Linked DNA regions of Homo sapiens: region 1 is linked to region 2. Evidence: read pairs that join two places in POLR2A ChIA-PET (ENCODE). Cell type or tissue: B cell. All regions are shown on one strand. Links, peaks and the distances in the headings refer to the core of each region. The heading gives the core; the rest is flanking DNA. Region 1 holds the start of SNORA11B (small nucleolar RNA, H/ACA box 11B). Region 2 overlaps RPS6KA5 (ribosomal protein S6 kinase A5).

Region 1 (10,646 bases), core at 1-8,000, 150 kb before region 2:
TCTAGCTACTTGGGAGGCTGAGGTGGGAGGATGGCTTGAGATTGGGAGGTTGAGGCTGTAGTGAGCCATACTTGTGCCACTGCACTTCAGCCTGGGTGACAGAGGGAAATTCTATCTCAAAAAAAAAAAAAAAAAAAAAGAGTATCATCAAGGCCTGACTGAGAAGAATGTACATCGGCCAGCTTTGCTTGGATGTGGGCAGCCTGTACCACACTGGGGTGTTGCATTTCTGGAATTGTTTATGTGGAAAAGGCCATGGATGGATGCCAGGCAGTCAAGGGGTGGAGTGCAGTGGCTATTTATTTCTGCCCTACAGGGGGTGGAATGTGGCCCCCAAAGAGATAAATCCAAGTCCCAACCCTCACCCCATACCTGTGAATATGACTTTATTTGGAAAACGGGTCTTTGTAGATGCAATTAAGTGAAAGATCTTGAGATGAGATTATTATGGATTAATTGAGTGGACCCTAAAACCAGTAACATATTTTTTTGTGTGTGGTGGAGATGGGGTCTTGCTATATTGCCCAGGCTTGTCTCAAACTCCTGGGCTCAAGCAGTTCTCCCACCTTGGCCTCCCAAAGTGCTGAGATAACAGGCCTGAGCCACCGCACCTGGTCTGACACGTTTTTTGTTTTTTCAATGTGTAGGGCATTTGTTTGTAGGGAGGTCACAAGCTCTGTGTCCCTTGTCACAATGACCCCAGATTCCTATTGGGTGTGTTGTAAACAGAGGAGGCATTCTTCGGGCCCCCTGCTCTGAGCACACCCCAACACATGTAATTATAAGAAGGCACAGACATGACAGGAGAAACACAGAAGGGGCCATCCTGTGAAGATGGAGGCAGAGATTGGAGTGACGCAGCTACAGTCCAAGGAACTCCAAGGATTTCCTGGGGCCACAGAAGCTGCAAGAGGCAAGGAAGGATCATTCCCTAGAGGCATCAGAGGGAATATAGTCCCCCTAATACATTGACGTAGAACTCCTACCCCCCAGAGCTGTGAGATAAGAGATTTCTGTTGCTTTTAGCCACCAAGTAAGTTGGGATTTGTTGTGGCAGCCCTAAGAAACCATTACGTGCCCAGCAAATTGGAAAAGTGTCCCCCAGTACCCAGTGGGGCTGTCAGTCACTATCTCAGACCTAGGTGACAATCAAAATAGCCCATCCTCCTTAGCACAATGCTTGGGTTGAGGATGGTCACATGACCCCAGCTAGCCAACCAGAGTTATCCTTTGAATTTGTTTTGTTTTGTTTTGTTTTTTAGAGACTGTGTCCTGCTCTGTCACCCAGGCTAGAGTACAGTGGCAAGATCTCGGCTCACTGCAGCCTCTATCTCCTCGGTTCAAGCAATTCTCCTGACTCAGCCTCCTGAGTAGCCCAGGCTCGGCTAATTTTTGTATTTTTAGTAGAGACAGGATTTCACCATTTTGGCCAGGCTGATCTTGAACTCCTGACCTCAGGTGATCCGCCTGCCTTGGTCTCCCAAAGTGTTGGGATTACAGGAGTGAGCCACTGTGCCCAACCTTAACCTTTGTATTTGTATAGCTGTCGGGAAAGAAGTATTTCTTACCTCTGAAACTGCTAGACACAGGGACAATGTGAGCATAGGCTGCCAGTGGTCATTTGTCACCCCACAGAGAGAGCTGGCTCGAGAAGGAAGCCAACAGAGAAGAAAGCAGAGAGCCAAGAGTAAAAAGAGGCAGGGCTTGACGCTGTCATCCCTGGCCCTACAAGCAACCCTATCTAAACACAGTTCTATCTCTGGACAAACAACCTTACCTAAACACAGATCTATCTCTGGGCTTTTCTGCCAGTCACTTCCCCTTTTCTGCTCAAATCCATTTGAGACAGGATCGCAGCCATTCCAGAGGGCAGAGTCTGCAGCAAGTACGTGTTTGAAATGCTTGTTCCCCGGTGCCGTAAAGAAATAGTACTTGAACATAAATTTAATTTCCTCAGCAAGGCCATTTTTACACTTTCTGCAGAAAGGGTACACTCGCCAGTAGTTGTGCCCCATGAGTATATAGAACAAAGGAGACAGGGTCATTTATAACCTGACTCGTCCACCCTACTGCTGTGTCCAGTTTCCATTGGCTGGAATGGGACCTCAGATCCTGTATTTGTCCCAATTGGCTGGCAACTTAGAACCTTTTAAAAGAGGCAAAGGCAGAGGAGAACAAAGGAAGGAGGAAGTAACTTGTGCAATGTTGAGAAAGGTAAAAACACCTTCAAATAAGGAAGAGGAACAGGCTATGACCTAATACTTGCTTGGACCAGTATAAGCATGCCAGGGCAAATATTCAGGCTAAATTGTGGGAGCTAAGAACATTAAAGTACATTGATTTCTTTATTATGGATAGCAGATATTTAAGAATGTTAGCACAGGTCTTTGAATAAATTTTGCTTCTAAGAGAAGTTACTATTTATTCCTAATTAGATGGGAAGGAAAGTCTCTGAAGAGGAACCTCTACTTCACTTTTTACTGATGTCTCAAGTACAGCAGGTAAAAATCTCATCAGAACAAACAACAAAGGCTTCTATGAAACAGGCTGATTTGTTTCTGATTAACCACAGAATCAGAGTGAGTTACAACCAACCCCTGTGTAACAGGACACTTTCCTTGGCCCGGGCAACACGGCCTTCCACCAGCACTTTCTTCAGGCCTCAGAGAACTCGTGGTTGAAAAAAGCCATGCCATTCACAGAAAGCCTAATCTGCCATGAATTAACAAGCAGCTATGCCCACAGTGGACCTGTTTCCTACCTCCAGCCTGAAGTCCTGCTGAACTGTCAACCCCATAGACCAAATGCAGTAATACAATAAATGTGGAAACCCCAGAGAGAAGAGGAGGCATCAGGAGGAGGGAGGATGGTGCTTCCATCTGCTCAGCTCCTTGACAGCAAATTAGTGAGGAGCAGCTGCTTCACTCCCAGTTAGCTGGGTCTGCTGCTTTTAAAAGTCTGACTATTGGCAGGGTGTGGTGGCTCACGCCTGTAATCCCAGCACTTTGGGAGGCCGAGGTGGGTGGATCACGAGGTCAGGAGATCGAGACCATCCCAGCCAACATGGTGAAACCCCGTCACTACTAAAAATACAAAAATTAGCCGGGCATGATGGCGTGCGACTGTAGTCCCAGCTACTCAGGAAGTTGAGGTAGGAAAATCGCTTGAACCCGGGAGGCAGAGGTTGCAGTAAGCCAAGATTGCACCACTGCACTCCAGCCTGGGTGACAGAGTGAGACTCCATCTCAAAAAAAAAAAAAAAAAAGTCTGATTATTAAAGCCAAAAGATGCGCTGTTAAAACATTGAAAAAAACAGGCTGGATGCAGTGGCTCATGCGTGTAATCCCAGCACTTTGGCAGGCCAAGGCAGGCGAACTGTTTGAGCCCAGAAGTTCAAGACTAGCCTAGCAACATGGCGAAACCCTGTCTCTACAAAAAATCAGCTGGCTGTGGCGGTGCACACCTGTAGTCTCAGCTACCTGGGAAGCTGAGGTCAGAGGATCATCTACACCCAGGGGGTTGAGGTTGCAGTGAGCCATGACTGTGCCACTGCACTCTAGCCTGAGGGACAAAGTGAGACCCTGTCTTGAAAAAAATAATCAGAAACAACCTAAAGTGCTGTTACAATGGACCTAAACTTGATGCACTAGGCTCCATGAGTGAGAGTTTAACGTTTCTGGAAGCATACAGTTCATTCTTTTTTTTTTTAACTGTCTCCACCTCATCTCTCCCAACCTAGCGCGTCAGTATGACAGTTTTCCCAAACAGGGCTGCTCCGTTTCTAAATATTCACAAGTGCCATTTGCCAGGGCCTGCCAGGGCAGCGTTTATTGCTTCAAGATGTGCGCTAATATCAAGTGGCTTTGCAGCATGGGAATATGCTTGGCTGGGCCCCTCCGTTTACTGTCTAACTGATACCTTGGAATCCTGCTCTTATAAATGTTCTGTTGTGTGTTCGTTACTTGACATTTTTGGAAACACCCAAGTTAGACCTATAAAAATGGATTGACTCCTCTGTGATGATCCAGGTACTCATGATACTTCAAGTCTGGTGGCCGTCACTAGTAACTAAGGTGGTGTGGGCCGAACAGAGTTCTCCCTGAGCACAGCGAGCAACTCTTGATTGTCTCTGTGGCTCAGGTGCCTGTCTCCTGCTAAGCCTAAGTCCTCGAAAGACAGGGACTGTGTCTTATCTGTCTTTATGGCCCACAAACCCAGAGTAGTGCCGGCTACATAGTGAGTGCCTCTTTGCTGAATGAAATGCAGCCTTAAGAAAAGAAAGAACTAGCCAAGCACCGTGGCTCACGCCTGTAATCCCAGCACTTTGGGAGGCTGAGGCAGGTGGATCACAAGGTCAGGAGTTTGAGACCAGCCTGGCCAATATAGTGAAACTTTGTCTCTACTAAAAATACAAAAATTAGCCAGACATGGTGGCAGGCGCCTACAGTCCCAGCTACTCCTACTCAGGAGGCTGAGGCAGGAGAATCACTTGAACCCGGGAGGTGGAGGTTGCAGTAAGCCGAGATCGAGCCACTTCACTCCAGTCTGGGCGACAGAGTGAGACTCTATCTCAAAAAAAAAAAAAAAAAACTTTTTTCTTTTATTATAGTTAAAATACACATAACATTGACCATCTTAATCATTTTAAAGTGTACAATTCAGTAACATTAAATACACTCACAGTGATATGCAATGTCATAATTTTTAATTTAAAATAAAAAAAATCTTTCTTTTTTTCTTTTAAAGGTACAATGGCTCACGCCTGTAATCCTAACACTTTGGGAGGCCAAGGCGGGAGGATTGACTGAGCCCAGAAGTTTGAGACCAGCCTGTGCAACACAGTGGAACCCCATCTCTACAAAAAATAAAAAATTAGCTGGGCAGGGTGGCACGTACCTGTGTTCCCAGCTACTCAGGAGACTGAGGTGGGAGCCCGGGAGGTCAAGGCTGAAGTGAGCTGTGGTTGTTGAACCACTGCACTCCAGCCTGGGGAACAGGGTGGGACCCTGTCTCAAAAAAAAAAATAAAAAAATAAAAAGCTCCTTAATAAAATTACTCTAAATAGGTTAACAGTTTTTTCTAAGAGAAAAAAAAAAGATATCATACAGAGCCTGATTTCAAGGCAATCTAGACAACAAGGTGTGAATACTGTTCTCCACTAAATACAACTGCTATCACTTCTTAGCTCTTCTGTGATCATCTCCCAGTGCTCAAAACGTATTCATCAAGCAAATGTGTTGAGCACTCTGTTAGATGATGGGAATAAACAGATGAGCAGACATGGCCAGTGCCTGTGAGGTGCTTAAAGACCAGAGAAGAGACAGATGCTTACTTCTAATTCCCCATGCTATACTGTGAACCTCTTAAGGGTAGGGGTTTTTGTCATTTTTTTCCCCCTGCTCTATCCCCAGTATACTGAACAGTGCCTGGCACACTATAGGCATTTTAAAAATACTTGATGATAGATAAATAATGAAAATCTGGCTGGGGAAGTAGGAGAAGCCTTCACTGAAGACATTAGTTGAGTTTGTTCTTGAAATTATTATTATTATTATTATTATTATTATTATTATTATTATTATTTTTGAGATGGAGTCTCACTCTGTCACCCAGGCTGGAGTGCAGTGGCGCGATCGCCACCACATCTGGCTAATTTTTGTATTTTTAGTAGAGATAGGGTTTCACCATGTTGGCCAGGCTGGTCTCGAACTCCTGATTTCAGGTGATCCACCCACCTCGGCCTCCCAACGTGCTGAGATTACAGGCGTGAGCCACTGCGCCCAGCCAAAAATATTATTTCTTGAAGAAAGAGTTACAGACATCCCCACAGGAGAGGAGGGTCTTCTCAGAAGCTTAGGTACAGAGCAGGTAGCATGATTGGAGGTGGAGTAGGACATGGAAAGAGCCATACAGTTCACTCTTTTGCCATTTACAGAGCACTTTCTGTGTGTCGGGAAATGTGCTTAAGCACTGGAGCTGCTAATGAGGAAGAGGCAAGGAAAACTGTGTTGACAGTGTCAGGCAGGTATGGCCTGGGAGACATTGCATGAGCTTTGACAGACAGCTGGAAATCAGCACTAGGAGAAAGGCTGAAGAAGTCTCTGTAGGTGACAGTGTGAGTGGTTGGCACACCTGGGGTAAAGAGGGAGAGGGGCTGGGAAGATAGACAAAGAGATGCTTGGGAGGGAGCATGTGCATAACCTGAAGGAGTATGAGCTTCATCTAAGAGCCCCAGGAGCACTAAGGGTAGGAGGATCCCCTGAACAGGCAGCACTTGGTGGAGGATGAATGTGAAGAAGAACATCCCTCAGAGACCCTCTGTCGTAAGTATTTGAGAAGCAATCCAGGCTTTCCCCAAAGTGAGAGAATGAGAGGAAGGGCTGATTTGAGGAACTGGAAGAGGTAGACTTGCCAGAACCTGATACCTGATTGAATGTATGCAAAAGGTGCAACGAAAGAAAGGAATCACAAATAATTATCAGGGCCAGGTGGGGTGGCTCATGCCTGTAATCCCAGCACTTTGGGAGGCTGAGGCAGGTGGCTCACCTGAGGACAGAGTTCAAGACCAGCCTGGCCAACATGGTGAAATGCTGTCTCTACTAAAAATACAAAAATTAGCCAGGCGCGGTGGTGGGTGCCTGTAATCCCTGCTACTCAGGAGGCTGAGGCAGGAGAATGGCTTGGACCCAGGAGGTAGAGGCTGCAGGTTGCAGTGAGCTGAGATAGCGTGATTGCACTGCAGCCTGGGTGACAAGAGTGAAACTCCATCTCAAAAAACAATAATAATAATAATTATCAGATTTCTTTTTCCTGGGATGGGCAACTAGCTAACTGTGCCATTCATGAAAATAAATACAAGAAGAGACTGATGAGGAATTTGGTTTTAGAATGCTAAGTAGGAGGAGCCTGTGAGACAGCCCCAGGCAGAGGTCCATGACAGGGTGGACATTCAGCACCAGAAGTCAGGAAGGACACCTGCCCGGAGGAGGGAGAGCTGCGAGTCATCAGCTTTTGCGTGGCTGAGGACACTAAGTGTATTAGTCAGGGTTCTCTAGATGGGACAGGACTAACATGACGAGGAGTTTATTAAGGAGTATTGACTCACACCATCACAAGGTTAAGTCCCACAATAGGCTGTCTGCAAGCCGAGGAGCAGGGAAGCCAATCCAAGTCCCAAAACCTCAAAAGTAGGGAAGCCAACAATGCAGCCTTCAGTCTCAGGCCAAAGCCCTGAGAGCCCCTGGCAAACCACTGGTGTAAGTCCAAGAGTCCAAAGCTGAAGAACTTGGAGTCAGATGTTTGAGGGCAGGAAGCATCCAGCACGGGAGAAAGATGAAGACTGAAAGACTCAGCCAGTCTAGTCCTTCCATGTTCCTCTGCCTGCTTTTGTCCTAGATGAGCTGGCAGCTGATTATATGGTGCCCACCCAGACTGAGGGCGGGTCTGCCTCTCCCAGTTCACTGACTCAAATGTTAATCTCCTTTTGGCAACACCCTCACAGGAACAAGACTTTACATCCTTCAATCCAATCCAGTTGACACTCAACATTAAGCCATCACACCGAGGGAGAGGGCAAAAGGCAGGAAGGGCTGTGGGTGGAACACAGAGACCCAGAGGATATTTAGGGAGTGAGTGGAACAGGAGGTCTCTTTGAAGGAAATGGAAAAAAAATGTCTAGCAAAGTAGGGTGGGAACTTAGAAAGAGTAGCACTGCAGTGAGAAAGAGTCTTCAGGTATGGGAGCACAGTGGTACCAAAGGTCCAGAAAGACAAGGTCAGATCAAGGTAGAAAAGCCTGGGAAATTTGGTCAGGGAAACAGAGTGGGTCAGGGAATATGAGTGAAAGGATATGTACAACTCTGAGGTATATCATTTAGAAGGGAGCTGTTTGCCCTCTAATTCCTCCCCTCTTCGCACTACAGGCAGGAACAGAAGGTGAAGGTGATGTTGAGTCACTTTTGACTATGCAGAAAAGGGAGCAACAAGATGGAGGAAGCTGGGTTCCTGAATGACCCTGTGGAGCAGAGTTGTTTGCCTGTCCTGGACTGACCATTTACCTCTTAGCTATTATGTGAAAGAGGAAAAATCTTCTACCCTTTTTGAGCAAATGTATTTTGGGATCTTTTTTACAATTTAGCCTGTACCCTAACTAATACAGAGTATCTCCCAAAGGCACAGATAATAATAATTTTAGTAGTAGTAGTATAATTTAAAAAAATTTTTTTTAACTTTTTAGGTAGACTTTTTAGGGTCTCACTATGTTGCCCAGGCTGGTTTCGAACTCCCAAGTTCAAGCAATCCTCCTTCCTTGGCCTCACAAAGTGCTGGGATTACAGGCATGAGCCACCGTGCCTGGCCCCACTGATAGGAATATTTCTTGAAAGTATAAACCAAAAGTAAAATTCTAAGCCCTTCAACCAATTGAATGGACCCCCTTTCAGCCAAGGGCATTCCAAAGAAACCTGAAATACTAGTCCAGGCCATGATGGGAGGTGAATGGCTGAACATGCCTCATTATCCCCCACCACTTGGGAGTTTAGATACAACTGACCAGCATTAACATTAAAACAGAGATCTTAAGACAGATAAAAGAGACTCTTTGTAGCCATAAGATACCAAATTCCAACCTGACTCTATCAAATGACAGATAAAGAAGGAAATCAAAATATCTTACCCCCAAATATGTTTCTTCACCATATTTTGAAACTGCTTTTTGTATCTGTAAATCTATTAACTAGCTCTTTCCCCTTCCAAGTCCTCCCACCTTGAAGAGAGTTATGAAGAGTCTGGCACCTTTTAAGGCCTGATAAGAGAGATTCACCTGTAACCCCAGCACTTCAGGAGGCCGAGGCAGGTGGATCACTTGGAGGTCAGGAGTTCAAGACCAATGTGGCCAACATGGTGAAACCCTGGCTCTACTAAAAATCTAAAAATACAAAAATTAGCCAGGCGTGGTGGGGGTGGTGGTGCCTGTAATCCCAGCTACTTGGGAGGCTGAAGGAGGTGAATCGCTTGAACCCAGGAGGTGGAGGGTGCAGTGAGCCAAGATCATCCCACTGTACTCTAGCCTGGACAACAGAGTGAGACTCCGTCTAAAAAAAAAAAGGGGGGGGGGGGGCGGGGAGAATTTACCATCCATTCTCTCTGAAGTCTGCTACCTGGAAGCTTCATCTACATAACAAGAACCTTGGCCCTTGGCTTCCACAACCCCTTTTATCTTGAATCCAAGCATTTCTTCCTGCTAACTTCAACTTTAGGCAAAGCTTAACTCATTTAACTAATTACCAATTGGGAAATCTTTGAATCTACCTATGACCTGAATACCTCAATTCTGGACTGAATCAATCAAACCAATGTGTACTTCACATGTATTGATTGATGTCTATGTCTTCCTAAACTGCATAAAACCAAGCTGTATCCCAACCATGTCAGGCACATGTTCTCAGGACCTCCAGGGTCCTCATGTTTGCCTCAGAATAAGTCTCTTCAAATATTTTACAGTTTGGCGTGTGTGTGTGTGTGTGTGTGTGTATGTGTGTGTGTGTGTATGTGAACAAAAGCTTACTCTGTGCCAGGCATTGTTCTAAACACTTTTCATGTACTATGTCATTTAATCCATACAACACTCCCTAGATGAGGGCTGTTATCCCTATTTTACAGAAAAGGAAGCACAGGATGATTCAGTACTTTGCCTAAAGACTCATAGGTATTGAGTGGCCAAACCAGCAGTCAAGCCCAAGTGTCAGAGGCTTTCAAACCAGAGCCACTCCATCTCGAACAGGGGCTGGGTAAAATAAGGCTGAGACTTACTGGGCTGCATTCCCAGGAACTTAGGCATTCCTAGTCACAGGATGAGATAGGAGGTAGGCACAAGATACAGGTCACAAAGACCCTGCTGATAAAACACTTTGTGGTAAAGAAACCAGCCAAAACCAAGATAGCAATGAAAGTGACCTCTGGTCGTCCTCACTGCTTATTATACACTAACCATAATGCATTAGCATGCAAAAGACACTCCCACCAGCACCATGACAGTTTACAAATGCCATGACAATGTCTGGAAATTACCTTATTTTGTGTAAAGAGGAGAGAAACCCTCAGTTCCAGGAATTGCCCACCCGTTTCCTGGAACACTCATGAATAATCCATCCCTTGTTTAGCACATAATCAATAAATAACCGTTAAGTATACTCAGTCGAGCAGCCCATGCCACTGCTCTACCTATGGAGTAGCCGTTCTTTTTTTTTTTTTGAGACAGACTCTCACTCTGTCGCCAGGCTGGAGTGCAGTGGGGCGATTTCGGCTCACTGCAACCTCTGCCTCCTGGGTTCAAGCAATTCTCCTGCCTCAGCCTCCCAAATAGCTGGGATTACAGGTGCATACCACCACACCCAGCTAATTTTTGTATTTTTAATAGAGATGGGGTTTCACTATGTTGGCCAGGATGGTCTTGATCTCCTAACCTTGTGATCTGTCTGCCTTGGCCTCCCAAAGTGCTGGGATTTCAGGCATGAGCCACCACGCCCGGCCTATTCCTTTACTTTCTTAATAAACTTGCTTTCACTTCCACTTTGCTATGAACTTGCCCCCAGTTGCTTCTTGCACAAGGTCCAAGAACACTCTCGGGGTCTGGTTTGAGGCCCCTTT
Region 2 (16,414 bases), core at 8,415-16,414:
TGATGCAGAAATTAGAGAGTCATACCTAGTAAGGCATGAAGGTAGTTTCTTTAAGCAGCTCCATCCAAGCAGGAAGTACTATTGTTTTATCTTTTTTTTCTTCCTTTGGAGACAGGATCATGCTCTGTCACACAGGCTGTAGTGCAGTGGTGCAATCATGGCTCACTGCTGTCTCAAACTTCTAGCCTCAAGTGATCCTTCTATCTCAGACCCCCAAAGTATTGGCATTACAGGCATGAGCCACTGAACCCAGTCCCTATTTTGTTTATCTTTTTTTTTTTTTTGCCAAAGGAATTTTCACTGTGGTAGTCTTTGCAGTTTCTTAAAATTACTTTAAAAATAAGATTACTCTAATAATGTCAGGGCACACATAGTGAATGAAAGGCAGGAGTTGGCTGCACTTGCAGGCAGTCATTCATCCAGTTGCAAACTAAAAGAAAAGAATATTGCCACCAGTTCCAGTTTCAATGGCCGCTCTTAAAATATTGGAGAACAAAAAGGTGGTCTGGAATAGATAGCATTATTCAACAGAAGGACTACTTTACTTTCTTTCTCTGCTCTGAGCTATAAACCAGCTTAACCAGGTAAGGTGGCTTCTTTAAGTTCTCTCCAGTATGGAATGTGTTTTCTTCCCATTTGGCAATGTGATAAACAGCTTTATGGGTGCTTCAAAAACAAAACTGTTTGGAGGCAACTATGTTTTAGTTACACAGCCTTCTTAGAAGTAAGATCGTTATCTGAAATACTTATTGTTTGGAATGTCGTAAGGCACTCCTTGAATGTTGGTAATAAGCATCCACTGGCACTTACCATGTGGTGAAGCATTGTAGCTTAAATGTTAATCATGGCAATTATAAAAGTAAAAACAAAATATTTGTGAGCTTCATTATAGTTTTTCCCTGACATTGTCTGATAGATGAACACAATTGCGTTGGCAGAGTACGTGGTCTTTAATTCATATTATTGGGAAACTTCTTGATGTTATCACATGGCAAGGATGATTGCGTATTATTTGACCATATAGATTGTAACATAGCAATCAGGATGATTTTATATTATTTGATCATATATATTGACATCCTATGCTACTTCATGCATATTTTGAGTGAAATACAATAGTTTTTAAAGTAACAGAAAGAAATCAAAGAAAAAAATATTTACAACCCCACACAACATATCAGTGGGACCTCCTAGTGGTGAGAGGTCTCGGAGTCATCTTACTTTGAGATTGGTTTAAGGAGGAAAGAGTATGGAGATTACATGATAGTGCTTTTAAATATTTAAAAGATTATCTTATAGAAGAAGAGTGATACTCTTTTTTAAGTCCAGAGGATATAGAAGGACAAATGAAAATTATAAAATGGCCTGCTTCCAGTCAATATAAAGAAGATTTTCTTTCAGACTAAGTTTCACTCTTGTTGCCCAGGCTGCAGTGCGATGGCACGCTCTCGGCTCACTGCAACCTCCATCTCCCAGGTTCAAGCAATTCTCCTGCCTCAGCCTCCCGAGGAGCTGGGATTACAGGCATAGGCCACCATGCTCGGCTAATTTTGTGTTTTCAGTAGAGACAGGGTTTCTCCATGTTGATCAGGCTGGTCTCAAACTCCTGACCTCAGGTGATCCACCTGCCTCAGCCTCCCAAAGTGCTGGGATTACAGGCCTGAGCCACCACGCCTGGCAATATAAGGAAGATTTTCAAACAGAGCCTCCCATCAATAAAATGGGCCGTTTTGCAAAACTTCCTCCTCTTGGAAGAGGGAGCACTGGGTCCATTCACTGTTAAAACACCTAACTTGCATTGTGACTTCTATTTAATCTCTGGTTCCCTATTTATTTGCCTATGAGGTCATTCACTTAAGTGAAGCAGGTAGACCACAGGTAAGACTGGCCCAGGAGTCAGACTGAATGGCAAGTGTGATCTAGGACAAGTGACCCAACTCTTCTATACTTCAGTTTCTTCATTTATAAAATGGAGATAATAGTTCTCACCTCCTTATAGGAATGTTGTAAGAATCGAATGAGTTTATATCATAAGTGCCTGACAAGTACTCAGATGTTAGGTTCGAACACCCAGCAGCCTGTGTGTCACATGGTCAACACCTATGTTGCGGACAGATGTACTAGGAAGAAGCTGAACAGCCATGTTTGGTGATCTTGTGGAAAGAATTCCTGGTTTTGAGAGCATAGATGGATTCCCTAATTTCTAAAAACCATAGTGCTCTGGAGTTAGGAACCTGGGATAACAAGAATTTAGAGTAAGTGCCATGTGTATGTAAGGAACACAGAAGTTTCAGGGCTGCTTGTGGAAGACTTTACCTTCTCCTGAGTTTATATAGTGGCTTTCCCTGTTGGAAGGTGTAGTGCATAATATTTTCTAGCTTCATTTTGTTGCTTCTGAATAGATAAACATTTTTTTATTTGTATACCCTAATTTGTTAGGTTCCAAAAGTTGTCATTTCATCTTGTTGATTCACTTCTGCCTTACTGAGGTCTCAACCTATAATTATTGGATTTCCGATGAGCTAATACACAAACCTTTGTGAACTTTTTCTGTGCCCTGGAATGTGTTCAGTACGTTTACAGTACTGGTTATATTAAGATCCAGAATGTCTGATTACTAGCGCTTGTGAGGAATCACTTTTTTGTTCATTTATGGTTCAGAGTGTGGTCCCTGGAGTCACACTCCTTGCATTTGAATCAGTTCTGCTGCTTCTTGCCTCAGTCTTTGGGCCAGTTCTGTAACTATTCTGAACACATTTCCTCATGGGTGAAGTAGAATTGCTAAAAGCACCAGCTTCACTGGCTGTTTTGAGGATTAAGTGAATCGATATGTTTAGTGCAGAGCCGGGCATCGGCAAGTCCTTAATAAATGTTGGCGCTCCTTCTCAGGATTATTAGTCTTTCACTGATCTCTTGCACATTGTGTGTTGGTACTAATCCAGTTCCCAGAGTACTGAACTGAATAACATACGGAGTACAAGAGCCCTTCCCTTAAAGCTCCCTTCTTCTAGTGGGTGGATTACAATAGAATTAGGTGGTAAATGCCATAGAGTGTGAATATTGATCTGGGCCAGAATTCAAACTAACTCAATAATGGTCTGATTAAAGCATTTAACAGAGAGACTGGACTTAAACATCCCAGAAAGCATTTGCCTTTTTAAACAGATTAACTGTAGAGGATTGACACCTTGTAGGGATGAAGTGGGGGACTCACCTTTTCATTCCCAAAGTGTTTTTGTTTTTTTGTCTTCCCTTCTTCCTCCCTCTTCCTTCCACTTCTTCCTGCCTTAGCCCACTTCTCTAAGAAAATAAATGCAGAGGACCTGCTCTGCCCACAGGCACAGTGCCCACATGGCCCCAATTCCTCCACCTGGAGGAGGGGCACCACACGTAGGATCATGCCCAACAGAGTCCTTATTATGAAAAGTGTGGCAAGGTTGACCTAGTAAGCTGTAAATTACTGCCCAGAGATACAAAAGGGCTTCTGTCGTATTGTATGCAGTTTAGGATCTTTTCATGTTTTAAGTCTGAAGATCTCTTTTGTTCATATAATGTCAGCTTATGTTGCTTTAGGCTTTTTTTTATAAGTATAGAGGAATAATTGAGGCATTTGATTTATATATATATGAAATTCTTATTAAGAACTGCCTTCATTTGTCTACATCAGTAATAAATATATATATATCTAGAAGTTTTATCTGATGTCTAAAATGTCCTGGTTGTTCCAGAATTGGATTGTGGTTAGTTGACCGTAATAACAGCTAGTTTTCTACAGCTAAAAATATTGCGGAGAGAATAACAGTAAAAGAGTAAAAGCATAATTTTGTCATCAGTGGTTAGATATGTAAACATTAAGGGTTAGACCTAGAAATATATTTGGTATAAAATTGAAGAAATCTATCAAATAACTATTTGAACTGGTACCAAGGGTACTTTTTCCTTTAAAGAGTGTATTTTTTGTGCATTAAATAAATTTAGTTGCACTAAATTACCATTTTGCCTGTGTAGCATTTTAATTCTTTTTATTTTTTCTTTTCATTTTCAGCTTATGGAAAAGTATTTCTAGTTCGTAAAATAAGTGGCCATGATACTGGAAAGCTGTATGCCATGAAAGTTTTGAAAAAGGCAACAATCGTTCAAAAGGCCAAAACCACAGAGCATACAAGGACAGAACGACAAGTCCTGGAACACATTAGGCAGTCGCCATTTTTGGTAACATTACATTATGCTTTCCAGACAGAAACCAAACTTCATCTCATTTTAGGTAAGTGTCAGTTGTTATCAGACTTTTTATGAAAACACTTTTCTTTGGGTCTTAAGTTATAATGTACTTAAAGGGCAAGATACTATGGACTTAGAAGAAGTGAAATATTTTGATTCTCATTCTTTGTGGTGGCATCTCCTGGAATATCATGCATTGCTCTGGATTTGAGGCCTCCCATTATGCCATTATGGAAGAATTTACCTCCTTCTATTCCACACTCTTTTCTTAGTCTTTTTTTCTTTTCTTTTTTTGAGGCAGAGTCTGGCTCTGTCACCCAGGCTGGAGTGCAGTGGCACAATCTCAGCTCATTGCAACCTCCGCCTCCCAGGTTCAGGTGATTCTCCTTCATCAGCCTCCTGAGTAGCTGGGACTACAGGCATGCACCACCATGCCCAGCTAATTTTTGTATTTTAAGTAGAGATGGGGTTTTGCCATATTGGCCAGCCTGCTCTCGAACTCCAGACCTCAAGTGATCTGCCCGCCTTGGCCTCCCAAAGTGCTGGGATTACAGCTGTGAACTGTCACTTCCAGCCTTTCCTTTATTAATGTTAAGAAACATTTGAATTGTTAGGGGTATCTACCTCCCTGAGCAGTATGCTTCCATTCAAATGTGAGGAACTGATTGGTGAAGTGGGCCAATTTCTGCTTTAGGAGTTCTCAGAATGAACAGGTTTAGGCTGACAAGGGGACGGACGTTCATGGAAACCAGTAATGGAGAAAAAGAAAAAAGAAAGAAAAGACTTCTGTTCCTAGAGATGCTTTGCATTCCTGGTGAAAAACTTGATTAGCTACTAATCAGTCAGCCCTTTACACTCCCATTTCCACCCTAGGCACTTTCTGAATCCATTCCTTTCTCAAATAGAGCTGGACCTTTATATATGATCTTTGGGAAAGTCCTCACACACATTCCCAGACTGCTTTGCAGAAAAGTTCCACCATCTTCTGTTCCCACTAGAGAAATGGCAGTGCTTCTAGTGTTCTACCATCGTTGAAGATTTTATCTGTTACCATTTTGGTCCCGTGCTTGTTTTAATTTGCATGTATGTGATATAACTCTCTCCTAGAATTATGGTAAGGATTAAATGAGCTAGAATTTCACATAGTGCTTTGCAAGTATTAGCTATTTCTTGAGTGCCTACAGTATGCCAGCCATTACACTAGGTGTATTCCATAATATCACTGACCCACACAAAGGCACTGCAGGATCCCCTCATTAGTGATGTCCACATTCTGGAAGCTGTATGTCCTGAAGTTACGTATCTTGTGTATGCTTGAAGATTGGAGCTCAAGTCTGAATCATTCCAATGTCTGTCTTCTGTTTCCCTAAATTGCTGCCTGTATTCTTTGATTATTGGTAATACAAACTGGTTTTTTAATATATATTTGGCCATTTTATTGAGTGCTTTTATATTAGAAATTATATTTTTATTAATGATACCTAAGATTGCATTCACCTTTTGAGCCATGATGTTACACTTCATGCTCATTTTGCAATGCTTACCATCAATTAACAATTCTAAATCTTTATTCATGTAGGACACACTCTCTTCTCTCCTCTTAAGAGTCCCCATTAATGTTATCATTTGCCTATTGTTCCAGTGAGTCAATATAATTTGGCCCTTCATTCTGCCTCCTGTGTGTATCTGCTATGTTATTGATTTTTTTGATATATATGTCTTCAGTATCTACCCACATGAACAACAAGACTGTTGTAGGTGACAGAGCATTCTAATACAGCGGTTTCAAACATTTTTAGTGCAGGACCCTTCCCTCAAATGAACACACAGAAATTCAAATGGAAAACAAATGGAAAGGAGTAGCTCTGCTTGTATCTGGGCCTAAGGGTACCAAGCCCTACCGGTTTATTTCTATTCTTTACCCTAGAATTTCCAGGAAAGCCTTAGGAAGTCCATGAGGACTGTTTGAGAAATGATTATCTTTTCAAGTTTCTCCCTTGACAATAAACTCATAAAAGTTAAATCATGTGTCTAAGGTTGTCCGAGTCAGAAGCTGGTAAGAAAACAGGTTCCTGGACTCTGCACCATTACTCTCTAGCCTGCCCCCGCCCTTTCTGTCTCCTCTCTTTTTTTTTTTTTTTTTTTTCTGTTCTCTTAACTATACTCAATATGCTTTTTAAAATTATTTAAAATTGTAATTTTTTTATAAAACATGTTAAATTTAGAAGTAAATAGATAAGAGTGAAATATTTTGTATTAGACTAGAAAACAGTAGTCCTTAATCATGTTGCTTTTTCGTTATTGGCTCTCCATTACTTTTGGCCTTTGTCATTGGCCCTAAATAAACAAATCCAAAACAAAACAAGAAAACCCATTTTTTTATGCTAAGTCAAGAATGGAACGTGAACTGGACAACATATTCATTCCACAGTGAGTGAGGCATTGCATTTAGAAATCATGCCCTTCTATCTTCTGTTCACATTAATTTATTTAACACAATTATTCTTTGTGCCTGTTTCAGCAGTTGACTTTTAAAGATGAAAACTTTTCAGGAATTTAGAAGAGGACCATAGACTGTTTTAATGGTTCAGTTATTTGTTTGCAGTGCCCTAATGCACACTAGGTCAGTTTCCCAAATATCGTGCTATACACTTGGTCCCTATATTAGTTTGCTAGGGCTGGGTGGCTTAAACAATAGACATTTATTTTCTCACAGTACTGGAGGCTGGAAGTCCAAGATCAATGTGCCACTAGGGTTGGTTTCTCCCACGGCCTCTTTCCTTGGCTTGCAGATGGCCACTGTCTTACCACCTCTTCACATGTTGTCCCCCTACGCATGTGTGCCCCTGGTATCTCTTTTTGTGCCCAAATTTCTTCTTCCTGTAAGGACACCAGTCAGATTGCTTTGGGGTCCACCCTAGGGGCCTCATTTTAACTCCATTTACAGTCACATTCTAAGGTACTGGAGGCTAGGACTTCAACATAATGAGTTTTGGGAAGATACAGTTCAGCCTGTAACAGTCCCAAAAGGTTTATTGGTTGACTGACTTTATCCAGCTTTTTGTGAGGTATTAGCAAGAACTTACATGTCTAGCTCTTCAGGAACCTTGCTAACAGTTTGTCTGATGACTAAGTAAATACTATAAATCTTTTTTTTTTTAAATATGTGTTTTCTTAAAGTTTTATTACTGCAAAGGCAGTATATATGCATACAGAAAATACAGGACAGCAAAAATAAGAAAATAAAAACTTATTTTCACTACCCAGCATGAACCTTATTATATACCCCTCTGTTATCAGTATATATTCTTCTAGGTCTTTTTGTCTGTATGTCTATCTGTGTGTTTTATCAAAATGAGTTTGTCCCGTATATGATTTGTAAGCAGATCTTTCCGTTAATGATATCTACCTTTCCCAGCTAATAAATTTTCATTTAAAACCCAGTTGTACAAGTTATTTATTGCTGTATAACAAACCACCTAAAATTTCATAGCTTAAACAATGATTTATTTTCTCATGATCCCATGGGTTGGCTGAGCAGTTCTCTAATGGTTAGCCTGGGCTCACTCACCTGGTGTTCAGATGGAGAGTTGGCTGGGCTGTGAGGTCCAAGATGGTTTCATTCTCATGTCTGGTAATTGGTGCTAGCTGTTAGCTGGGCCACCTCTTTTCTCCTCCATATGGCCTCTCATCCTCCAGTACAGTAGATCAGCTTTTTCATAGCATGGTAGTATCAGGGCAGCTAGCAACTACTGCCAAGAGGGCAAAAGTGGAGGCTGCAGGGCCTCCTGAGCCTGGACACTGGAACTCACATAGCTTCACTGTCAACACAAGACCAGCCTGGATTCACGGGATGCAGAAATAGACTTCACCTCTTGAAGAGGGGAACTAGAAAGAATTCATGGCCATTTGTCACACAAGTCCATTTTCATATTTTACTAATTGTAACATAATTATGCTTTACAGCTGTTTGTCCAATCCAGGAATGCTCACTTGGTTGTGTCCTTATAGTATCTTTTAACTTATTCCTGCCTCTGCTGAATTCTAGTAGTAATTGGGAAGCTAGATCTAAAGTCTCAATAGGTTAAACTTAAACGTTTTGAGCTGGAATACACCATAAATGATGTTATGTATTTCATGTTATATCACGTTAGGAGAAACCTATTATCCGATTTTTCCCAATTAGTGATTCTAAGATTAGATTACATAGTGACAGCCTGATCCCTTCATCATAAGGTTATATTTTTTCTCCTAGAAGTGAAAATATTCTGTGTGGTGTTTGGACACTATTTTTTTTTTTTTTTTTTTTTTGAGATGGAGTCTCACTCTGTCACCTTGACTGTAGTGCAGTGGTGCAATCTTGGCCCACTGCAGCCTCCACCTCCTGGGTTCAAGTGATTCTCCTCCCTCAGCCTCCCGAGTAGCTGGGATTATAGGCACCTGCCACCACACCTGGCTAATTTTTGTATTTTTAGTAGAGACGGGGTTTCACTGTGTTGGCCAGGCTGGTCTTGAACTCCTGACCCTCAGGTGATCCGCACGCCTTGGCCTCCCAAAGTGCTGGGATTACAGGCGTGAACCACCACGCCCGCCCTGATACTGGTTTTAACATAATATAACGTGGTTGTAATGTAACATAACATATGAACACCATATAATTCATAAAGCTTTTCCTTGTTCTTTTTTTTATTCCTGCACAGTCCTTCGTTCCATTCCATTGTATACTTAACTGGTTCCCTGTGAAGGGATCCTTGGGTTATTGTTTATTATCTTTTCTTATGAGGATGCTTCAGGGATAACTTGCACGTATGTCATTTTCTACTTGTTTGGGGGAAAAAACCTGTAGGCTTGATGAAGGGAGATTGCTGGGTCTGTGTTTTCACCATCTCTTCTTTTTTTTTTTTCGAGATGGAGTCTCGCTCTGTTGCCCAGGCTGGAGCGCAGTGATGTTGATCTCGGCTCACTGCAACCTCTGCCTCCTGGGTTCAAGTGATTCTCCTGACTCAGCCTCCTGAGTAGCTGGGACTACAGATGCATGCCACCACACCTGGCTAATTTTTGTATTTTTTCAGTAGAGACAGGGTTTCACCATGTTGGCTAGGCTGGTCTCCAACTCCTGACCTCAAGTGATCTGCCCACCTCGGCCTCCAAAAGTGCTGGGATGACAGGCATGGGCCACCACACCCATCCTTTTTTGCCATCTCTAATTTTGCCAAATACACTTCCATAGAAGTTGTACCATTTTACATTCCCATCAGCATTGTTTGAGAGTGCCTGTTTCTCCACAGAACGTATTCTCAAACTTCTGGGCATTTGCCTGTCTCATAGGTGAGTAGTAGTGTCTCATTGTAGAGTTAATTTTCTTTTTTTCTTTACTGAATGAGGCCGAACATCTTTTCACATGCTTAAAAAGCCATATGTATTTTTTCTGAGAATTATCTATTTGTACCCTTTGCCTCTTTTTTTCCTCTCAATTTCTAGGAGCTCATAAAGTAATTAATCATTTCTGGTAGGCATTGTAAATACTTTCCCGTTTCCCATGTATTTTTTTGAGTTTGGTTATGATGCATTTACCATGCAAAAATTTATGTATAGTAAAATTTATTTTTAAAATTATTTTTATGGCTTGTGATTTTGAGTCATAGTCAGAAGACCTCCTCTACTCCTCTACTGAGTTTATAAAGGAATTAACTGATGTCTTCTTCCAGTACTTGCATGGTTTTATTTTTTGCATAGAGAACTTGGATCCATGTGGATGGCGTATGACATGAAATAAGGATCCAACTTAATCTTTTTCAAATAGCTAATTTTCCCAACACTGTTTAGTTAAAAGTCCACATTTACATTGAGTTGAGGTGCTTCCTTTTTCCTCTATGAAATTCTCATATATGTTTGGGTCTATTTGATTTTTTTCTGTTTGGTTTGTTAAGTCATGTACCAGTACTATACTGTTTTAATTTATCAAGGTTTTACAATGTATTTTAATTCTTGGTAAGGTTAGTTGCCCTCTGCCCCTGATCTTTCATTGCCTTTATTTTTCAGAGCTTTTTGGAGGACTCTTCCTGTTGGTTTATTTTTCAGCATGAACTTTAGAATCACATTGTCTGGTTTTGGGGGGAAAAACCGTAAGGTATTTTCACTGGAATTGCTGTAAATTAAAAAATTAATTTAGGGAGACTTGACATTTTTATGATATTGGTTATTCCAATTCAAGAACATGGTATGTTTGCTGATGTTGAAATCCTTCTAAGACCTTCAGGTGTGTTTTAGCATTTACTTCCTAGCCATGTTTCTTAACTGAATCTTAGATATTCTGTCATCTGTTGCTTTTGTAAATGGGGTCTTCTCTTCCACCATACCTTCTAGCTGAAAGCTATTACTTTTATATATTAGTTCTATATCCTGCTATCTTACTACATTTTCCTACCTTCCCACATTGCTCATGTCTTGCCCAGTTCCTTCTTAGCCTGCCCTGAACCATGTTGTTTGGTGTATATGGGTTTTCTTTCTCTCAGTTTTGCTGAAGGAGTAGGTCATGGAGGTTTACAGCTTTTCTTGCTGTTTTTAAAGATGTTTTAGGAGCAGATGTGGAGATTCATGTCTAGGCTGCCATCATGTGCCTACTAGTATTTATGGCTCACTGTAGACTTCTTGATGGGGCTTGTTCCATTGGGATTAAATTCGCCTTGTTTGCACAGGCTTCTCCAAATGATAAGATTATTACAATGTTAGTATTATCTTGCCATTTGCTTACCTGTGACATTTTGCTTTTAGTAACCAGATACGGAATAGACTAGCATTTCTACTTGAACTGAGTATGTGTGATTGTTTCCTACAATATGCTGTATTTACTGGTAGTTGCCTTCTCTTTATTTATATTGTATCTGTCATCTTGTAAATCAGGCATCAGGACTTTGACCAGTGAAGGGCTAGATGGTAAATATTTTAGGCTTTGCAAGCCTTAAGGTCTCTTTGACCATAGGCAGTAGTGAATAAATAGGCATGGTAGGGTTCCAATAATTTTTTTTTCTTTTTGAGATGGAGTTCACTGTCGCCTAGGCTGGAGTGCAGTGGCGTGATCTCGGCTCATTGCAACCTCTCCCTTCCAGGTTCAAGCGATTCTCCTGCCTCAGCCTCCCGAGTAGCTGGGTTTACAGGCATGTGCCACCTCACCTGGCTAATTTCTGTATTTTTAGTAGGGACAGGGTTTCACCATGCTGGCCAGGCTGGTCTTGAACTCCTGGCATCGGTAATCTGCTCGCCCTGGCCTCCCAAAGTGCTGGGATTCCAGGCATGAGCCACCGTGCCTGGCCCAAGTTCCAATAAAATTTTATTTACAAAAATGGTGGTGGACCAGATTTGGCCTCTGGTCTGTAATTTGTTGACCCCTGCTTTAAAGTTATCTATTGTTAAGTCACATTTCTGGTTTTTTTTTTTAATTCAACAACATTAATATCTTTTAAGCCTCTGATTTATAGCTAATGATATTGGATTTGGTGGATTTTTCCCTTTATATTTCTTTTACTTTTCCCAAATCTTGTAACGTGGAGATCATGTCTCCTTTTATAACTTTTTCTGTACCTGTGCATGGTTACAACAAGAGATATAAAAATATTTTTATCTGTTCTCTCTCTCTTAAAACTCATATTTATTTCAACTAACACTGAGAGGGAATTCTATGTGGAAAATAATCTGTAAAAATAATTTTTCTTTTGATGTTTTCTGGTTTCTGTTAGTGGTGATTTTGTTGAAACACCAGCTGATCTATGACTGTAATAAATTGTTACATTAATCAGAATTCACAAGATGTTAAATAAGCAAATCACCAAAGTGTTTGTAAAGGTAATGCCAAGGATCATTCCCAATAATGAATGCCATCCCAGCCTTGTAGACAGTTTTGTGATCATGAGTCATTCTTTCAATGGAGTTAAGAGGTATTTAAAAATTAAAGTTTCACTTTTGAGTATTGGTTTCATCTCAATAATTGTAAGGGTGAGCAATAATTGTAATTGCTGAGATGGTAACAGAATGGTTCATGATATATTACAGTCACTAGTATGACGAAACAGACAGTAACTGAAAACACTTCCTTGCTTTGAAGTAAATATGACTAATTCACAAGATTGATAAGATGTTCTTAGTCAGAACTTTGTAATGATTTTGATAAGCTGAAATGCATTTATAGAGTGTACTATTAGAATGTTGAGCTAAAACCAAACAAAAATAAACTGAGATGGTTTTGGCATGACATTAAAAAGAAATGACTTTCAGGTTTGTGTGGCATGTCACGTTAAGACTATATTTTAGATAGAAGATAAGAAAAGGGAGCTATCAAGAGAGATTTGGGTGGTCCAGAGGAGAAAGAGTAGGTAGAAATGAGAACAGGAGGTATGGGAGTTCATGGAAGTGAAGCATATCAGAAGGAAGAGGAAAATTTGTAGGAAAAAAAATAAAAAGAAGACCAAGTAACAGTGCAGAGAGAGAGAGAAAAAAAGAGAGAAGTGGTCTGAATCATAGGGGGCATGTGGGAATTAATAACAGCTCTTTGGAAGGTGCCACCATTTAAGAAGAAATATGAGAGAGAGAAATTCTAAGTAGGAGAATTTGAAATAGAAAGCTTAGATGTCTAGAGGTCAGCCAGAGTATTACTGGAAATAAGTAGGTGTTTGGGTGTTTGGAGAGTGAAAGCAGAACAGAATCTTTCCTTGAAAGCAGGAGATGTAGGATTTCTGTTAACTCTACGACTTCCCCTCCTACAAGCTGACTTCCATGCAATTGCACGAGCAAGACATAGCCTTAAAATAAGCTTGCTAGCCCTTTCTGTGGTTATCCTTTTGCATCTTAAATGGAAAATGGGCTATTTAGGCTGTAGTTTTTAGTAATACTTTAAAGCTTATGTAACCCAATGTCTCTGTGAATTTCACTTTCTCCATCTGCTAATAAAAGTGTATGAACTGCAGAACAATGGAGAGATTTCTGAGTTCAACGTTAAGTCAAATCAGATGTGCAAAGACGAGCAGCCTGAAACTGTGCAACAGTATGTACTTAGAAAGTCAGAATTTTGATGGAGAGCACGTGCTGTTTTACCCTAACGTTAATTCCATAAGGTATTAATTGTCAGAATGATATGAGTTGCTTAAGAATCTTGGAAATTTTGTAGAGATCTTCAGTTCAAATTCTCAGAATTAATTTACTGTTTTAAGAAACAAATTTACTGGTTTAAAGGCTATTTTTCTCTCCTCCATTCTCTACCTGCCTTTCCATATACATACAAACACACATACACACACACGGCTTGCTATTCTGAATCCAAGAAGGAAATATTATTTCATAATAACAAAGTGAAATCTACTTGCTACTGTTAAATATCTGCATAAATTATGTGTCATTGAAATGAAATATAAATTGTTTTCCTAATATGAAAGATGTGTGACCTAAATTAAAGGGCTATTATTCTGCTAAAATAAAAAGATTGTTTTGGTTATTAACTGTGTGATCTTGAACAAGACACTTAAGTTATAAGCATGATCTACAAGTTGCTAATATATCAGTTGTCTTTTTCTGCATAACTAACCCAAAATTCAGTGGGTTAACATAACCATTTTTGAGGGGCTCAATTTGGGCTGATCCATAGAGGCAGTTTTTGTGCTATTTTGCTGCCTTTGAAACACTCTTTTCCTTTTTGCCCTTTGCAAAGGGCATAAAGTTAAGTAATATGAGGACTGAAAAGTATTCATTGACTCTAGTAACAAGAGGTTATTTTTAGCTTTAAGTTATGGTGTTATCATGGAGGTAGAAGTTGTACTGTAGTATGTTAAGGAATGAATAGAGGCTGTGGTAGACTGAATAATGTCCTCCCAGAGATGCCCACATTCTAATCCCCCAGGACCTGTCAGTATGTTGAGCTACATGGTAAAGAAGAATTAAGATTACAGATGAAATTAAGACCACTAATCAGCTGACTCTAAAATTGAGAGATTATTCTGAATTATCTGGTGTGGGGCCAATGTAACCACAAGGGTCCTTACACAATAGGAAGAGGGAGGGAGGGAGGAGAGAGGAGGGTGAGAGGGAGATGTGTCTACAGAGAAGGTCAGGTGATGCAATGTGAGAAGTGACTCAGCTGCCATAGCTGCCTTTTAGGATGAGGGAAGGGACCAGAAGCCAAGGAATGTGGGTGGCCTGTATCTAGAAGCTAGAAAAGGCCAGGAAACAGATTTTTCCCTGGAGCCCCAGAAGAAACGCAGTCCTGCTGACACCTTGATTTTAGTCCAGTGATGTCCATGTCAGACTTCGAGTGTACAAAATTATAAAATAATAAATTCATAGTGTTTACGCCACTAAGTCTGTGGTAACTTCCTATAGCAGCAATATGAAGGGAACAGTGGGTAAGGAGCATCAGCCATGTAGACCACGCTTTAAAGAAGTTTGGCAGTAAAATAAAGAAGAAAGACAAGATGGGACACGTGGGATTTAGGGAGGATGGTAGTGTGTTTTAAAATGGGAGAAATTTTATGTTTTTGAATTTTCACATTATTTGTGTGATTTCTGTGTTATTTTTATGCTTCTTAGAGACACAGTATCAGAGTGCTTCATCTGGCATTCCAAATACCAGAACATAAAAATCTTTAAAAGCAAGTTAATTGCACTTGAATAAAAACCAGATATCTCTGCAATTTTAAAACTTAGGATTGCACTGAAATATCAGTTATATAAGAAAATCTCTCTTTAGCTTAATACTAAGTAATTAGACCCTGGTAGTACTTTATGGAAATATATGTTAAACATTCATAAGTCTTAAAATTATGACCACATTGAGTATGTAAGTCAGGGCACAATAAATTTGATTTTTATATTTAAGTCATTATAATTAAGCTTGACAGTATTTTTCAAGTCTATAAATTGTAACTGATGCCTGTAAATAATAATAGGAGCTATTAGTTATTATTTAACAAATGCCTACTGTATGCCTGGCTCATAATCCTCAGTAGCTCATTTAATCCTCATGACAATCTTATGTGGAAGTTAGAATTATTTATATTAATATTTTGCAGTTATAGAATATTAGTCATCCTACATATAAAGAAGACCATTTAAGAAATACAAAGGAATTAAGATATAATCATTTACATGACATTTCTTTTAATCAAGAAACAAATCATTGGCACAAGGATCATATAAGGTATTCCATTGTATGGACTGTAAGTCAATTTCAATGGGATGATAAATGTTTTTTGGAAGGGTCACATTAATGAAATTTGCCTGACAGCTTCTGAGAACATGTATTAGAGTTAGCCCTACCTATTTATTTTTAATTATTGTCATAAAGATGGACTATTGATAGTTTTCTTTTGTTCTTCAGTTGTAAACAGAATAAGTCTGAAGACTTATCCTGAATTTATCTCTTGGAAGAGCTCAGAACTTGAGACATGCCCATCAAGAAAGATGTTCTTACTGTTATTACCAGTTCTCTTTTGCTTTCTCTCTTCTTTTCTATTTCTTTCTACTCTTTATCAATGCTGAAACTTAAGATGAAGAATCTACCTTAATACTTATGTGGCTACGGCAGTTAGTTACTGCAATATTACATGTTTACTCATTCCTTGCAACTAGTATTAGTGCCTTGTATTCGATAGGGCTAGACCCTGTGCCTGGCAGAGAGAAAATTGTCCTTGGACTTTAGTCTGCCTCTTTGGTGCCAGATCCCAACTTGACTTTCTGGCAGAATACATGTAAATTAGCTTTTAGAATAAAATGTACAATATGTAAATAAAGAGGTATGACTCCGTTGGTACACTGTACTCTCTAAAGCTTAATTTTGTATGTGCCTACTATTTTAGAAGCTTTGGAGATATTTTTTATGTCTTTAGGAATTTTGTGTTCTTCCCCCTACTCAAACATCTCTTCATCTTCCTCTACTAACAGAAAGGGTTAGTATTCTATGAGTAACTGTGTGCATAAACTCCTGAAATGCTTTATTTATCCTTTCCTCTAAAGTAAAACCTTCTGTTTTTGGAGGATGTTGCTTCTCTAGCAGCCCCTGTCACAGAAGACCACCTTCCTGTACTCAACAACATGATGATAGTTAAACATCATTTTAAAAAATCATTTCTCAACAGAGTCTTGTTTTTCAAAGAGCTTTTCTAAGCCACTTCCCTCAATTCTGTAGCTAATTGACTCCCAGGACACATAT

What was found. ChIA-PET counts read pairs that join two places held together with the same protein. Peaks named below come from ENCODE experiments on the same cell type or tissue, not always from the same donor. Only the 100,000 strongest peaks of a DNase experiment are listed, where the experiment ranks them.
Region 1: POLR2A ChIA-PET joins it to region 2 with 6 read pairs; 4 of 35 experiments call an interaction of 5 or more read pairs at or near these places.

The regions. Positions count from the first base shown.
Region 1 is chr14:91,116,547-91,127,192 of GRCh38, reverse strand. All of the region lies in intron 1 of DGLUCY (D-glutamate cyclase), which reads right to left. It overlaps SNORA11B (small nucleolar RNA, H/ACA box 11B), which reads right to left and starts at 767; the gene lies at 641-767. RefSeq lists enhancers at 6,649-7,848, 10,319-10,646. In B cell, for the core only: no CTCF peak of the experiment used is centred there; a DNase peak (open chromatin) is centred at 1,892; H3K27ac peaks cover 3,479 bases.
Region 2 is chr14:90,966,156-90,982,569 of GRCh38, reverse strand. RPS6KA5 (ribosomal protein S6 kinase A5) reads left to right here. Exons shown (of 17, transcript NM_004755.4): 3 at 4,046-4,264. Among named protein-coding and RNA genes, the nearest start is that of RPS6KA5, 86 kb to the left of the region's middle. In B cell, for the core only: no CTCF peak of the experiment used is centred there; no DNase peak of the experiment used is centred there.